Linked DNA regions of Homo sapiens: all the other regions are linked to region 2. The links are chromatin contacts, found by Hi-C in ENCODE. All regions are on one chromosome and are shown on one strand. Each heading gives the region's core, a stretch centred on a gene start or an enhancer-like site at or near the end of the contact. The rest is flanking DNA. Distances are from core to core; before and after follow the strand shown. Region 1 holds the start of POU2AF1 (POU class 2 homeobox associating factor 1). Region 2 overlaps LINC02732 (long intergenic non-protein coding RNA 2732). Region 3 has its middle 30 kb from the start of POU2AF1.

Region 1 (3,376 bases), core at 306-2,805, 1.0 Mb before region 2:
CCTGAACTTCAGAGGCTTTGCGGGGAGGGCTTATAGGCAGCCAGGAGACAGCCTTCTCTGGCTTTTAAGTGAATCATTTATAAAATGTTGACAGCATTTCTCCTCAAGACCTGCCCTCAAATCAGCAACCGATTAGAGACAGTAATTCATAACTTTATCAGATGAATTTTTATTGGGGGTCACTATGCTCCAGGTCTTGTGTGGGGCACTGGAGAGGCAAAGATGAAACCTCCTTGAGAAACTGTCAGAGTCATGTGACAATTCACCATCACATAATGAACAAAGTGCTCTAAGATCTGAGAAGACGAACAAGTATTCTCTGGGCTGGGGGTTTGTCCTTCCGGCAAGAGAGGACGGCAAGGTCAAAGGCAGGGAATTGCATGGGTGTTTGGTGGTGCTTAGAGGGCACTGGGACCAGTGGTAGGAGGGCAGTTGGTGGTGAGGCTGGAAAGGAAGGCAACGGCTCGATTGTGGGAGGCCTTCTAGGCCTCCAGCTCTGTGGCTGAAGGGAGAAGGTGAATGCTTTGTAGGCTAGGGGATAGCATGATCAGGTCTAGGTGGTGCAAGATGGCTCTGAGGCAGTATGGATGGCAGAGCAGCAAGGCCCCACACCTGCTCTAGGGGGTGTGCCAAGGGGTCTTGACCCCAAACTGACTGAGTCCCTGGAGCCTGAGCATGTGGACCTCAGATATGCAGTGGCAGAAGGCTTCCAAACTGTGAAGGAACCGGTAGCCAACACCATCTACACTTCCAGATGGTGAGCCCATGACTTACTTAAAGAAGCTTCCTGTTATCAGTGGGTGGGCACTCGCAAAGAGGCTCTGTTCATCTTGTGCCTACAAGCCCAGATCCAGTCAAAGAGCACGGGCATGTTCTCCTTCCTTCCTTGAGGGTTGGCCTCTTTTTCCGTGGGCATAGCCGACATCAGAGCCAGCGCCCCCATATTTCAGCATGATTAAGCCTTGCCATTTTGGGGGTGGCTGGGGGCGAGGGGAGGGGCTACTGTGTTTCAAAATGGAATAAACAGAAAAGCAATATTGAAAGAATGAGGAGGTTGTTTACTGAGGCTTGAAGAGATGACAGGTGTTTCCTCCCAGTTGAGAACCAGTGACCCCTGGGAATCGCATTTCCCGCTGAGCAGGCGCCCATGGCGGGCTGAGTCCTGCCCATGCCCTGGTGGCCTGGAAGCCTGCATGGGCGCCGTGCAAAGATCAACGTTTTCCAGAGGAGCTTTTGGGCTCATCACTGGCCTGGGGAGGGCTTGACACGGGGTTCCCACAGCTTGCCCCACACCACCTTCACACCCACACACAGCAGGTCCCCGCGGGGCCGGTGCAGGCTGTGGCTGCCCGCGCTGCGCTGTTGCTCTGTCCCAGCTGGCTAGCTCCGAGTGTGGAGCGCTCTGGGCCGGGGCCGCTGGGGCGCGCACAGTGGGGTGACAGGCGGCCTGGCTGCAGAAACGTTGCACCGGTGCCTGAGGTGGGAGGATGTGATGACGCGGCCCACGCAGCGGGAACCCAGGCCTTTAAAAAGCCCAGGAAACAGCCTCAGCTCAAGCGGTGGCTCCACTGGAGGAAAACACACCCCGGTCTCACATTAAAGAAGCCAAACTGTCGGCTTCAAAGAGAAAAGGCAACATCCTGTCACAGGCCATGCTCTGGCAAAAACGTAAGTGGTTTGGCTGTGGCTGTCAGACCCAAGCGAGTGCCAGCGGGGCAGGGCGATCACAGCTTGGTCTGGAATTGGGGAGCTGGTGGTGGAGGTGATGGGGCCACGGGGGGAGGGGGTCTGGGTTCCAAGCCCCGGAGCAGGGAGGGGGGAGGTGGGCGGGATGGAGCCTGGTGGAGAAACCAGCCTGTCAGAGGTGATGCTGATTTTCCAGGCTGGAGGGGAACGAACTAGTGTTCCAAGGTGGGACGGCTCAGGGTACCTCCGCTTCTGTGCATGAATCACTGTGGTGAAGAAAGGGCAGTTTATGATTCACACAACAAAAGCCAGATGTGGGATGGGTTTGGGGTTGGGAGGGAAAAGCCATGCAGTTCTTTACAGGAGGGGCTTTATTTCCATAAGCAGTGGCTCTTCAGCCTTCTGTTGAATTCCCTGGGCCTGTTTCTAGCTGAGTGACTTAGCTTTCTGCCAGGTGTGACTTGTCCCTGTGGATACCCTGGGAGGAGTGGAGATCTGGCTCGGTGAAGCGTGTCCTCACTTGCTCCACTGTCTTGCCTTTCGTCATTCTTTTTCCCCTTCTGTGACAAGGCTTGTCCATCCCACTGCAAAGGATGCAGTGGGTTTATCTTTGGCCTTGATTTTTATCCCCGGAGTTGGATGAAACAATTGTGAACTTTATTTTCCTTTATGTGGACCAAACAGCGACTTACCTTACTAATAACTGAAATAATACAGATTATTTACAACATTCTTTTCACGAGGTAAACAGCGTCAACTCATCAGCTTCTGAGAGTTGAACCTTATTGGGGCTAGTTCTATACTTCCTCAAGCAAGAAGAATGACCAAAAATTGCTCTGTCTTTCTCTTAAAGATTCTTGGTTCCTTAAAATTCGTTTTAATTAATTTTAGTATGCTGTGCCTCAAGCAAGCTTAATATAAGAGAATCTAGATTTACAGAAGAAGATATATTAGGGAATGTTTTTATTTTATGGAAAGATACTTGATTGGATCCACTAAAGTTCGGAAAATATAACTTCATTGATTAAAATGTGACACTGTCATCACCAATTTATTGTTTGCTTTATGTCTTATGTAAATTTCTCTGGAATTAAGCTGATTAACCAGTAACACAGAAGAGTGATTTCAAAATTTCTCAGGTTGTGAAGACCCACCATTGTTTGATATCAAAAGGTCAATTTTTTAAAAAAATAAAGAGAAATGAGCTTTAATTTGGGTTTGAGAGTTATGGACTCCTTCCAAGATAACTAGGAATATTCAAGAATTGTTGGCACGCCACTCTTCCCAACAGGCGATGGAGCAGCGGCAGCCTATCCTTTCTGGGACAATGGCAGCTGACCCTGTTGTGAGTGCTGTGTGGATGAGAGCAGGTGGGCATTCATCTTTTTACTGGGGGCCCCTAAGCATCTGTGTGCCCTTTCACTCAGGGCTGAATCATTTGATTTTTGTGTGAGCCCCTGGAAGGAGTTTTGCCTCAGCTCCTACCTTCTATGAGCAAGCCACTTTCCTTTTTCTCAATCCTTAGGTTTTTTGTATGTTAAGTGGGGGTAAAAATCATATCCACACTGAGGATCTATCCTTAGTAAGTGAGGTGCCACCGAAGTCATGTTCATTGCTCTGTCTGCATCAGCCTCTGAGATATGAGTTGCTTCCCTGCATTCACCATCTGCCATATTCTCCCCTCTTGGTT
Region 2 (3,908 bases), core at 456-2,955:
ACCATCCAATTTCAGTTGGATAAGGAAGTTGAGGACAGCAAGTCACAGTCACAGTCTGAGCCAATTCTCAGTGGCCAGGGCTATAGAAGGACACAGGCCATAAGAAGATAAGGAGGAACCTTGCACTGCTGGCCTCTGACAGTGAGTAGAACCCAATCTCTCTCTAAGCCAGTGACCCAATTTCCTCTGTCTTAAACAGCTCATAGTACAGCTGGCTCTTTCTCATTCTTCAGGCTGCTGTGAAATCTTCCCTGACTTCCCCAGCATAGGACACAGATCCTCCCTGCTGTTCTTAATAACACACTTTTTTTTTTATTTCTTTCAGGGCTTCTCACCATCTGGTTATTTTATTGATTTGTTTACATGTTTATTGTCTGTTTTTCCCACCAGAATGCAAGCTCCACAAGGCCAGGAATCTTTCCTGTCCAATTCACCACAGCAGCCTCAACCTGGCAGACAGTTCAGCATACAGTAAATATTCAAGAAATATTCATTTAACAAATTAGTTGATATTCTGGGTTGCTTGAAATGCTAAGCACTATACTAAGATTTTTATACACATTTTCTCATTTACCTCTCATCAGTCAAATATTTACTAGGGAAAAGCTGAAGCTTAATGAAGTTATATAATTTGCCAAAGGTCACAGAGCAAAGCCAAAATTTGAAACCCAGTCTTTCTGATTCTGAAATCCCTCTTCTCACCTTTGCAACTTTCATAAACAAATATTTTGTAAACCAAGCAACCATGCCTTATGCTAAGGTTTATACAAGAAAGCCAAAGAAAAAAGGAGGAAGGAGGAGATGCAAGAAAAGTGGCTGTGGCCCTAATTTTTGTTACGGCTATGGCATCTGTTCATGTGCAGACATTCTATAGAGTTCCAAATTAAATCTGCTTTCTGATTCTGGGTTCAAAGTTGGGTTTGGTTTGTTTGTTTGTTTGTTTTTGAGATGGAGTCTCGCTCTGTTGCCCAGGCTAGAGTGCAGTGGCGCCATCTCAGCTCACTGCAACCTCTCCCTCCTGGGTTCAAGCAATTCTGTTTTGTAATCCCAGCACTTTGGGAGGCCGAGGTGGGTGGATCATTTGAGGTCAGGAGTTCGAGACCAGCCTGGCCCACATGGTGAAACCCACCTCCACTAAAAATACAAAAATTAGCCAGGCGTGGTAACCTGCGCCTGTAGTCCCAGCTACTCAGGAGGCTGAAGCAGGAGAATCGCTTGAACCCAGCAGGTGGAGGTTGCAGTGAGCCAAGGTTGCACCACCGTACTCCAGCCTGGATGACAGAGTGACACTCTGTCTCAAACCAAAAAAAAAAAAAAAAAAAAAAAAAATTAAAGAAGGAAAAGATGCAAGATCTTTGTTTAAGAGCCACTACGTTTCCTCCTTATATCTTCTTCTTCTTTTCTTCTTGCTTTGTCAACTTCCTTTCAACACACTGCCTCCTTTCTCCTGAAGTATTTGTTTGGCATCTCCCAAAGTATAAAAGAGTCAAACTTAAAAAGGATACTAGCGGGTATGAAAGCAACAAAACAGAATATACAAAAATCTTGATCACCCATAAAGATCTAGGATATCAGAGAAATGTGTATACATGTGATCAGGAGATAGTGAGTTCAGGAGTAAAGGAGAACAAAACCAAATGATAATGACTCACATGTAAAAGAAAGGGAAGGTTGTGAAATTGTTTGCTACATTAGTACATGGGACAAAAATGTGATTGAAATTGTGTCATTCTTCTAATAACATGAATGTCACAAGTAAAACTAAAACTAGCAAGAGAATGTGAATAAAAGGCCCAGCTTGAAATCTCAAGCTTTCAGAAATAATGTTTTTCTATTTGCATCTCTTAGTACTGCTACAGAAAATGACTCATACATAGAAGGTCCAGAAAGGAACTAAATTACAGTGCTTTAAAACAAAACAATTACCCTGTCGTACTCTCAGTTGTCTTTAAATGAGCAAAAAGAAAGCTGAGATAGAAACCTCCTTATTCACAGCCTACACAGAAGCTCGTATGAAGGCAAATGGCTATTTTTGCCTCGGGGTGTGCCAGAATCAGGGTGAAAACTTGAACCATTTGCATTCTTTCAGGTTCAGTTTGAGGAGTAGCCAGACCTGTCATCCCTGGGAGGTCGGATCAGGGACCTAGCGTGCTTTGTCCTCTTACCACCCACTGCATGAATTGCAGTGACAGGCTTGAAGGCCACCAAGTGTGTCACTCCTTGTAAGACTGGGAAGGGCTGGAAAGAGTGTAAGGGTATCATTCCTTACCACATAGTCTCCCCACTCTTATTTGTCTATAGGAGTAAAGCTAAGTGCCTATGATACTCCTGCTTGGTGCCTGGAGCTGAGGTGTTCTCCTAAGGTAAAGGGTGATCCTGGAGAAGGGGCTTTCCATTCTCCATGCACAGATGGACCTGTCCATCACTCACACCCTCCAGAATCCACAGTGAGCAAAGGCAATTTCTCCAAAATTATATCTATTTTATTTTACTTTCTTTTTTTTTTTTTTTGCATTTTTGCATGTTACAGGAAAATAAATGTGTTTTAATTTTTTTATCTTAAGACCTAATCACTTTTATTTCATATCCAGGGAGAAAAGACAAAATATTTTAAAATTGGCAACCGGGCATGGTGGCTCATGTCTGTACTCCCAGCACTTTGGGAGGCCGAGATGGGCGGATCACTTGAGGTCAGGAATTCAAGACCAGCCTGGCCAACATGGCAAAACCCCATCTCTACTGAAAATACAAAAAAGAAAAAAAAATTAGCCACCTTGGATGTGGGCATCTGTAATCTCCGCTACTCAGGAGGCTAAGGCAGGAGAATCACTTGAACCCGGGAAGTGGATGTTGCAGTGAGCTGAGATTGTGCCACCGTACCCCAGCCTGGGTGACAGAGCAAGATTCCATCTCAAAAAAATAAAATAAAATAATAAAATTAAAAATTGGCATTTGGGATAACAAGGAAGCTCCATTCTGAAATAGATTCCAATTAGATCAAAGATTGAAATGCTAAAAGGAAATTGCAAGGCACTAGAGGAAAACACGGAAAGAACCCCCATTAAATATTGTAGACTGACCATATGCTTTCATCTTCTCTCCCTGTCGTAGGCTAAATAATGGCTCCCAAAGATGTGTCTACATCCTAATCTCCAGAATCTGTGAATGTTACTTTATGTGGCAAGTACGTGGCAGATGTAATTAAGTCAAGGATCTTTGGATGGTTATCCTGAATTATCTGGGTGGGCCCTAAATACAATCACAAGTGTCCTTATAGGAGAGAGGCTGAAGGAGATTTGGTACCAACAGAAGAGGAGGAGGAAATTGTGATCATGCAGAAACTGGAGTGATGGAGTCACAAGCCAAGGAATGCCAGCAGCCACCAGAAGCCGAAAGAGGCCCTGCCAACACCTTGATTTAGGCCTAATGAAACTGAGTTTAGATTTCTGGACCCCAGAACTGTGAAAGAATAAATTTCTGTTGTGTTAAGCCCCTAATTTTGTGGTAATGTGTCACAGCAGCCCTTGGAACCTAATACACTCCCCAAGCCATCACAATGACGGTTAAGGGAAGTAAAACGATAAAATTCATAAAGATAAAGAGAATAACAGAAAAGGATTTCAATAAGTGTTTGGAAGATGGAAAAGGAAAGAATGAGAAGCAACTTACTTATCAGAGTAGAGAAAATTACCTGAGAGCCTGGAGAAAGGGAAGTGAATAAGACAGAGTCAGTTCTCCCCAGAGAAGCCAGACACAGGGTCATTGAGCACCAAGCAGGGGCAGGAGTGGGGTGCAGGGCTGGCACTGGGGATAGAGTGGAAACATTAACATGGACCTTGGATCCCTGGGCCCTGACTCCTCTGACACTGGTCTTCCTGAACTAGCTGCATCCCTTCTTGTCATGCCCT
Region 3 (3,561 bases), core at 181-2,680, 1.0 Mb before region 2:
GAAAGGAGGAGCATGCCAGGTAAATCTTTTCCCAGCAGAGGAGACAGTGAGTGCAAAATCCTCTAAGCAGGACCATGGTTGGCCTGTTCAAGGAGCGGCAAGGGGGTCAGTGTGCCTGGAGCAGAGTGAACAGGAGGAGAGTAGAAGGAGACAGGAGCAGGATGAACAGGAGGAGAGTAGAAGGAGAAAGGAGCAGGAGGATGCCAGATCATTAGGGTGTGGGTCAGAATGAGAACTTGAGACTCCGCCCAAGTGGGATGGGAAACCATTGGAGGGTTTAAAACAAAGCAGGGGCATAGTTATGCCTTAAAAGGATCACTCTGGCTGCTGTTACTGTGGAAGAACAAAATTAGAGGCAACAAGACCAGGTAGAGAAGGATCACGTTAATCTAGGGTAGAAATGATGATAGCTTAGGCTAGTGTGGTAATGTCGGCGGAGATGCTGAGAAGTAGTTGTATATTAGACATATTTTGAAGGTAAAATTAATAGGATTTTCTGACAGGCTGGGTGCAGAGGATGAAAAAAGGAGGGAAGCCAAGGACGACCCCAAGTTTTTTGTCCGAGAAACTTAGATATGATTGCCATTTGCAAGAGGAGCTGATTTGATGGGGAAAATTGTGGATTTTGTTTTAGACATGTTAAGTTAGAAATGCTTACTGGAAAATCAGTAGACAGGTTGAGGATGCATTTGCTTATATGAGTTAAGGTTTGTGGGAGACATTTAAAGTAGGATGGACTTTAAGGATCTTCTACTTCATCTCACAGCTGAATAAACTGAGTCTGAGTGAGGTGAGGTGGCCTTGACCAAGGGCACACAATGAGTTGGTCATAGTGCTTACTTTTGGTCTTTTGTACTCATTGCATGCTATCTCTCCGTGCATGGAGAGACAGCAACAAATTAGGTCAACAAATTATTAAGGTAAATTTGTTTATTTGGAATTCCCAAACCTTATAGGGTTGTGGAAATGAAAGAAAACCCATCTTTGATATTTCCTGCCAAAGCCTCATTCCTAGGCTAGAGGGCTCATGGGTTGGATTCTAGGGGCCATTCTTGAATCTCTAGTTATATCAGGAGGATTGCTTGAGCCCAGTAATTTGAGACCAGCATGGGCAACATTGTAAGATCCCTGTCTCTACAAAAAATTAAAAAATTAGCTGGGTGTGATGCTGTGCACCTGTAGTCCAAGCTACTTGGGAGTCTGAGGTGACAGAGCCAAAACCCTGTATAAAAAAAAAAAGAGTTTCAGAAAGGCCCATAGACTCATTTTACAAATGAGGAAGTTGAGGCTTAGAGCAGTTAAATGACTAATTCAAGAGCCTATTGCAGGTTAGTAACAGACCTGAGACTGGAACTATGTCTTCTGACTTAACAGTGCAAAACTTAGGACTTGGAGTAGGGAGATCTGTCTTCAACTTCCATCATTTCCGTGCACCTAAAGCAGGAAGAATGAGTCCTTCACCTTCTTTAGGTTTTCACTTCCCCAAGTATGTGACACTATGCAAGTTACTTATCACTCCAATACATTAGCTTATTCATTTGTAAAGCAGAGTTAATCAAATGAGATAACTTACATAAAATGTTTCAGGAAATTGCTTTTTTTCCTACTATAGCACACAGCATTTCATATGCCAAAACCATCCAAAAGATAGGAAATCCCAATTGAACCCTTCATTAGGAAGAGGATACTGACATGGGAGAGTCCTGTGCGCATGACTTATATCCCTAGTGTCTTAGTCTGTTTGTGTTGCTATAAAGGAATACCTTGAGATTAGGTAGTTTATAAAGACAAGAATTTTCTTTGGCTCATGGTTCTGCAGGCTGTAAAAGAAGCATGGTGCTGGCGTCTGCTTGGCTTCTGGTGAGGGCTTTAGTGCTGCATCAAGACAGGCAGAGAAGGTCAAAGAGGAAGTGGGCACATGGGAAGACAGACCAAACCTGAGGGACATCCTGGCTTTATAAGAACCCACTCTCATGGGAACTAATCCATTTTCCCAAGAACCAATCCATTTCTCAAGAGCAAGAACTCACCCATTGCCTTGAGAATGGCACCAAGCCATCCCACCACAAGCGATCCCCCTATGACTCACCAGCTCCTATTAGGCCCTGCCTTCAACACCACCACAGTGGGGATGAAATTTCAACATGTGTTTCAGTGGAGTCAAATTATATCTAAACCACAGCACCTAGCCAGCTCCTTTTCCAGCTCCTATCATCTCCTAAAGGGGTGACTTTTAAATTTTTCTCCTCTACCACCTCTTCTATCCCTCTCAGAGGAAATATATGCAGTCAGATGGGAGCTTCTTTGATTTTCTGTAACCACAAACATCTGCATAAACACCCATTCCCATCTCTTCCTCCTTCTGAAATGGCGTTATCCCACTTTTTCCCTTGGCTAACTGCAATTCCCACTTCTTCTTTTCAACTCGACTCAGAGTCCACTGCATCCTGCCCACATCCACCCTCCCATTAGCAGATTGGCTGCCATCTTGTTTCCTCCCACAGCACCTTGTGTCTCCTTGATCACAGCACGAATCCCATTGTCTTATAATATTTGCTTACTCAAAAGCCTCCCTCATTAGAAGGTAGGGATTCTATTTGTCATCCCACCTACCTGGTGCCTGGCACACAGTATGTTCTTGACAAATGTCTTTGTATAGGTGAATAGGTGCACGATGCTCACTTGGGTTGCCCTGAAGATGACTTCATTAGCTTATGTTGCCATCTCTCATGGGTCTGAATTTCCTGGTGAGAGAAGAGTCTTCAGGTCATCCAGGATCTCTCTTTGCACCTCTCACCTTCAGGTAGAAATGAATGAAAGCAAAGGTGCTCTGTTTTGACTACTTTGCTCCAGCTGTACACCTGGTCCCCTGTTTGTCTGAAACCCTCTCTTGAATGGTGCAGGTGAGGACACTGATGTCAGGGATGGCTGCTGGAGGAGGCAGGTGGTCCTGGGCCAATAGCCATATAGCTATAAGCTCTTGGTTTTCCCCGCAGTGAGTCTGCTCGTCCACTCATTCCCGAGCAGCCTCACCTGCTTCTGGGAACCTTTCTTGAGGTCCCCTGCATCTCTTCCCCAGGAGCAGTAAGCCAGGCCCAGGGGGCTCTAAGCAGGTTGTAGTAATGGGGATCTCACCAAACAGGAGACAAAAGGAAGTGGGAGGACGTAAGGGAAATAAATGAGAAGGAGAGGGGATGGCTTCCTGCTTCTCCTGCCCCATCAAGTGTGGCCTCAGCTCCAGTGACTCAGCACAACCATCTCCACCTGTCCTCTGGGACTTGCATCTATGACATGGGCTTGGAGGCTTAGGACAGGGAAGGCTACATGTTCCAAGGGCCTGGCTGAGGTAAGCCTGTGCAGAGTGGAGGGGTCTTAGTGTTCTTTCACTTGCACTGATGGAGCCCCTTTGCCCTGGCACTGGGCTGTGGCCATGGAGGCCTCTGTGCCCTCTCCATCCTAACCCTGACACTCCACACTTTTCCTGCCCTTCTGATTCTCATTGGAAGTCACATATCCTGAGGAATAAGGTACAGTGGTTAGGAACTTGGACTCTGGAGACAG

What was found. Hi-C counts contacts between places; a loop is a spot of excess contacts on that map. Pooled maps may share reads with other maps.
Region 1: a loop to region 2 is called in a map with no recorded cell type, with 13 times the contacts of the local background. The contact joins the promoter of POU2AF1 here to the enhancer-like site in region 2. A Hi-C loop is called at or near these places in 5 of 37 single-sample maps with no recorded cell type and 6 of 50 pooled maps.
Region 3: a pooled map shows a loop between it and region 2 (4-fold over the local background). The contact joins two enhancer-like sites. A Hi-C loop is called at or near these places in 9 of 37 single-sample maps with no recorded cell type and 3 of 50 pooled maps.

Annotation. Positions count from the first base shown.
Region 1 is chr11:111,377,454-111,380,829 of GRCh38, reverse strand. POU2AF1 (POU class 2 homeobox associating factor 1) reads left to right here and starts at 1,555. Exons shown (of 5, transcript NM_006235.3): 1 at 1,555-1,668. The coding sequence starts at 1,653. RefSeq lists enhancers at 399-618, 839-928, 1,579-1,628.
Region 2 is chr11:110,371,373-110,375,280 of GRCh38, reverse strand. All of the region lies in intron 2 of LINC02732 (long intergenic non-protein coding RNA 2732), which reads right to left. LOC107984385 (a long non-coding RNA gene) reads left to right here. Exons shown (of 2, transcript XR_007062885.1): 2 at 3,112-3,497. Among named protein-coding and RNA genes, the nearest start is that of LINC02732, 18 kb to the right of the region's middle. Within about 2 kb of position 1,705, at least 3 of the 41 ENCODE cell types and tissues checked have a DNase peak (open chromatin) inside an H3K27ac peak, as active enhancers do.
Region 3 is chr11:111,407,862-111,411,422 of GRCh38, reverse strand. It overlaps a transcript of BTG4 not described here. Among named protein-coding and RNA genes, the nearest start is that of POU2AF1, 30 kb to the right of the region's middle. RefSeq lists an enhancer at 1,447-1,506. Within about 2 kb of position 1,430, at least 3 of the 41 ENCODE cell types and tissues checked have a DNase peak (open chromatin) inside an H3K27ac peak, as active enhancers do.